Regions from separate parts of the Homo sapiens genome. Here region 2 is linked to region 1. Evidence: read pairs that join two places in POLR2A ChIA-PET (ENCODE). Cell type or tissue: GM12878. All regions are shown on one strand. Region 1 has its middle 5.6 kb from the start of TNFSF4. Region 2 has its middle 61 kb from the start of TNFSF18.

Evidence for each region. ChIA-PET counts read pairs that join two places held together with the same protein. Peaks named below come from ENCODE experiments on the same cell type or tissue, not always from the same donor. Only the 100,000 strongest peaks of a DNase experiment are listed, where the experiment ranks them.
Region 2: POLR2A ChIA-PET joins it to region 1 with 6 read pairs; 2 of 35 experiments call an interaction of 5 or more read pairs at or near these places.

Annotation. Positions count from the first base shown.
Region 1 is chr1:173,211,658-173,214,157 of GRCh38, forward strand. It overlaps a transcript of TNFSF4 not described here. Among named protein-coding and RNA genes, the nearest start is that of TNFSF4, 5.6 kb to the left of the region's middle. In GM12878, no CTCF peak of the experiment used is centred here; a DNase peak (open chromatin) is centred at 1,534.
Region 2 is chr1:173,110,736-173,113,235 of GRCh38, forward strand. No RefSeq gene overlaps it. Among named protein-coding and RNA genes, the nearest start is that of TNFSF18, 61 kb to the left of the region's middle. In GM12878, no CTCF peak of the experiment used is centred here; a DNase peak (open chromatin) is centred at 1,556; H3K27ac peaks cover 358 bases.

The DNA of each region.
Region 1 (2,500 bases):
AACCCTACACGTTACACATTCCCCATGAAGGGCTGTCCTGTGAGGTAGTGAGCTTGCTGTGTTCTAGAAGTACTAAACAAAACCTTGAAGAAATTCTGTTCAGAGAATTCTAGCATTGAGTAGATTGTTGATAGGATCAGTGGCTCCCAAAGCCTAGTTTATCATCTGAATCACTAGGAGAACTTTTTAATGATTCTGACTCCTAATACCTTCACTCTAGAAATTCTGATTCCTTGGGTGTCTTAGTCTATTTTGTGTTGCTGTAAAGGAATACACAAGGCTGGGTAACTTGTAAGGAAAAAAAGGTTTATTTGGCTCACAATTCTGACGGCTGCAACATTCAAGGTTGAACATTTGCATCTTGTGAGGGCCTCATGGTGCTTCTACTCATAGTGGAAGGTAAAAGAGAGCTAGAGTGTGGAGATATCACATGGTAAGAGAGAAAGCAAGATACAAGAGAGAGGTGCCAGGCTCTCTTTAACAACCAGCTCTTGCAGGAACAAATACAGTGAGAACTCACTCACCCCAAAAGGAGGGCATTAATCTATTCATGAGAGACCTGCTTTCATGACCCAAACACTTCCCATTAGGCCCCACTTCCAACACTGGAGCTCAAATTTCAACATAAGGCTTGGAGGGGACAAACATCGAAACCATAGCAGTAGGTTTGGAGTGATGCCTTTTGAAGCCATATTTCTAAAATAGTCCATAAGAGCCAGACTTGTGAATCTCCCTAAACAACCACTGAAGGTCTCTTTCACCATTACTTTCTATGATAGGAAGCCTCACCCGGATTTCCCAGAAGAATGCAGCTGTTTTCACCTCTGTGTTGAGAGCATTTATTATGCTCTGTTTCATCTTGTAATTCTTTAAATCTATTTCACGGGGAGGAGGGAGGAGGTGGGGATGGTTAGTGGGTACAAAAAAAAAAAAAAGAAAGAATCAAAAGACCTACTATTTGGTAGCACAATAGGGTGACTATAGTCAATAATAACTTAATTGTATATTTTTAAATAAGTTAAAGAATGTAATTGGATTGCTTGTAACTCAAAGGATAAATGCTTGAGGGGATGGATATCCCATTCTCCATGATGGACTTATTTCACATTACATGCCTGTATCAAAATATCTTACATACCCCATAAATACATATACCTACTATGTATTCACAATTTTTTAATTAATTTAAAACTTTTTTAAATAAAAAATAAAATAAAAATAAAATTTCAAAAATATACATAAATAAATAAATCTATTTCAGTCTCCCCCATGATGCTGCAAGTTCCTGAGGTTAGGAGTCCTATATTGTACTCTCAGAGGGCCAAATTGAATTTGCCTGCAATAGAGCTGAAACACACTGTTCACAGGACCAGAAATAATGAGAGTCTAAACAATACTGAAAACAGCACTATTAAATACAGAAGTCTCCTGGTAGCTGGACTTTGATCTTAGAGGTGAAAGATTAGCAAACCTGAAATGTACACTTTTCATTGAAACCGGATGCACACCATTAGTTCAAATACAAATGTGAACTCCTGTGATGATATTCCATTTGGGTTTCAGACTCACTAGTCTCTCACTTGTCAACCCCTTTTGTTCTGATGCCAATTTTCCCTTTCATTCTTCATGTTGCTTAGTTTTGTTTTTTTTTAAATCTTGACCACTGGCAGTTATTTTAGGGCATGATGACAGATTCTAAAACTTAGTGGCACAAAACAGCTACTGAAATTTTTCTCTGAATGGAACTGTACCCATGATGTGCCACACCATTATAGAAAGCAAATATCTAGACAGACTTTTGACACACAAAAAATTACATTTTAAATTGCGTATTTAAAATATGTGTGCAACGACAAGAACATGTAAAAATCTATAAGTACATTTTTCAACTCACAATAGGATATAAGCAATTTTCTTTTTCAAAAAAATCAACTTTATTAAAATATAATTTTAGACAATAAATTGCATTATTTAAAGTGTACAATTAGATGAGCTTTCACAATTGTATACACTCACAAAACCACCAACACAATCAAGATAAACTTAATTCATCTTCAAAAGATAATTTTCTTTAAATAGAAATCATTCCAAAAGGAAATCTATACTGAATATATGAGACATTAATCCCCTCTTCTTTTCAGAATAAATCCAACTGAGTATAAATTAGAATTAGCATAAACCTATGTTTCTCAACTAAGGGTAGATTTGCCCCCTAGGGGTCATTTGAAAATATTTAGAGACATTTTTGTTTATCTGGATTGGGGGTAGGGTGCCACTAGTATCTAGTGGATAGAGGCTGGAGATGTTAATAAACATTCCACTCAGACAATACCTCACCGCCATCAACAACAAAGGACTATCAGCCTAAAATGTCAAGAGTGCTGAGGTGGAGAAACCCTGATGTGGATACATCCATGCTCATAATTGATTAGGAATGAGGCAATACAATATTCACTCTCTGAGTTTTTGCATATGTTTATTGTCCTGTCTGAAACACCTC
Region 2 (2,500 bases), 100 kb before region 1:
GCTAACAGTCTCTGCCCTTCCCATCCAAGGAGGTGTGGAGGAATTTTAAGAAAGATTAGACATACCACAGAAAATAAAGAAAGCAGCTAATTTTCTTTGTAGATCTAAGTGCAATGTGAGTCAATTTGTGACTGAGAGGCATTCTCTTCTCTTTTTCCTAGTCAGATGGAAATAAACTACTCTCCCTTCTAGTTGAGCATGGGTTTATGCTCTCTCCAGCTATTCTCTTGTGCACTTCCGTCATTCCCCTTTTCCTCTCTTGTACACCCAGCAGACACACCGGGGCCACAACTCCACCTGGTAGAAGCAAATTTCTGTTTGTTCTCACCACTGGGAATTTCCACGCAAAGCTTTATGATCAAGTTTTATTAAGATAGGCCTTCCATGAGGACTTCAACGCTTCTGTTTCCACCACCTTGATTACCCCCCACCTATTTCCTTTCTCCACCTGAGTGACTTCTACCTGTCCTTAATGAATCAACTTGAACTTGTCTTTTATTCCTCTGAGACAGAGGCCAGTCCTATGGGCTCTCAAGGCCCCTTACCCATGTCTGGCTTCCTCCCTCTAGCCATATTGCATGTGTTCACACACTTCTGTTTCCCTCACTGGACTGTGAGCTCCTAGATGCCTATTCCGTGTTTCATTTGCTTTTTCTCAGCACCTAATTAATATCTGGCAAACAGAAGATACTTATTTTGGTACTTGGTGTTTAAAACTTTTGTTCTGTCTCATATTTTACTACTTTGTCTGTATTTTTTATTCATTCAGAAACATATTGAGTACCTACTATAGGTCTGACATAAAATAAAACTCAATCCTTTAAGTTGAGGAGATTATAATTCTATAAAGCAGATAAATACACCTAATGGAAATACAATGTGTTTAGTACTTTGAGAAAAAATTATTGTGGAAGTAGAACAGACAAAGTCCTAACTTTTATGAAGGATCAAGTCAGCTTCATAGAGAGGATACATTTTATTTGAATCTCCAAAAATGAGCCATGTTCTACAAGAAAAGTATGGGTGGTGTGGGGAATCATTGAACAGTATATGAAAAGCAAGGAAACAGAATTCACGTTTATATGTTTAAGAATTATTCAATCCAAGAGTTGAAAGGATAAGTATAGATTGACTCAACACTTTAGCTGTATGTACTAGCTGGAACCTAGGAGAGTTTGAGTTACAACCTCATGTCCTAGGCCTAAGCTTTCATTGCCAACTTAATATCTAGGTAAAACTACAGACTTAATTATTATTTTTAGACTGCCAGTGTCTTTCATTTACTCATGCCATCATAGAGTAGAAAAGGATTTTCCATTGTCATCTCTTCCGGTTTCCCTGATAATGTGGAATCTTTCCTAGAATATCCATGTAAGGAGGTCATCCTGTAGTCTGGCCCATGTTCTTGCAGTGGTTCCTTTCAAGTAAAATGCTGAAGGAGGACATTTACTGCTTGGTCCCAAAAGCCTTCTACAATCATAAACAGTGGTGTTGAAACAAATGAAGATTGTGTCTGAAGCATATCTGGATTTCCTAACACTGCTTTGGTTTGAGGAAGTGAGTAACAGGAGAGAGGGGAGAGAAGGAAATAGTTATTTTTGTGTGTGTGAAACTCTTGAATATTCAGGTGCATGACATCAGAACAATGTCCTGCTTCTCTATTTCTCTCTCTCTCTCCACCTCTGTGTGCATGTGCATGTATGTGTGTGTCTGTCTATCTATTTGCATAAACTATATTCTACTGTTTCTCTTTCACTGGTTAAGTAAATTTCTGCCTCTTCTGTGCTTTGATGTAACTGTCATTCACTCATTCATTAATTACTAATTCAATAAATATTCACTGAGCACCTCTAATGAAATCTTAACTATAAAAGTAAAGAATAGACTATAGCAACACAGAGTATAGACATCAAAAAATATTATCTAAATATATATATATTTTTTTGAGACAAGAGTCTCACTCTGTCACCAAGGCTGGAGTGCAGTCACACAATCTCAGCTCACTACAACCTCTGCCACCCAGATTCAAGAGATTCCCCTGCCTCAGCCTCCCAAGTAGCTGGAATTACAGGCTCCTGCTACTGCACCCAGCTAATTTTTGTAGTTTTAGTAGAGACAGGGTTTCACCATCTTGGCCAGGCTGGTCTTGAACTCCTGACCTCGTGATCCACCCGCCCTGGCCTCCCAAAGTGCTGGAATTACAGGCATGAGCCACTGCACCCGCCCCTTTATCTGAAGATATATACAGTGAAAGCAAAATAATGTAAGTAAGACAAGAAGGATATCATTAATATACATTTATTTAAAAATTTTTTTTTCAGATGCCAAATGAAAGTTAAAGAACCCAAGTGTTTCCAAGATGAGAGAGGGGAGCCTCCCGAGGGCTGTATGAAGTCAAAGGAAAGATTATGGAGGTAAGGTGAGGTGGGGGAATGTGTCCTGACCTGAGAACTGATTAACAGGGGTGGTGAATATTTACTTTTGGCAGTAAGAGAAGGAG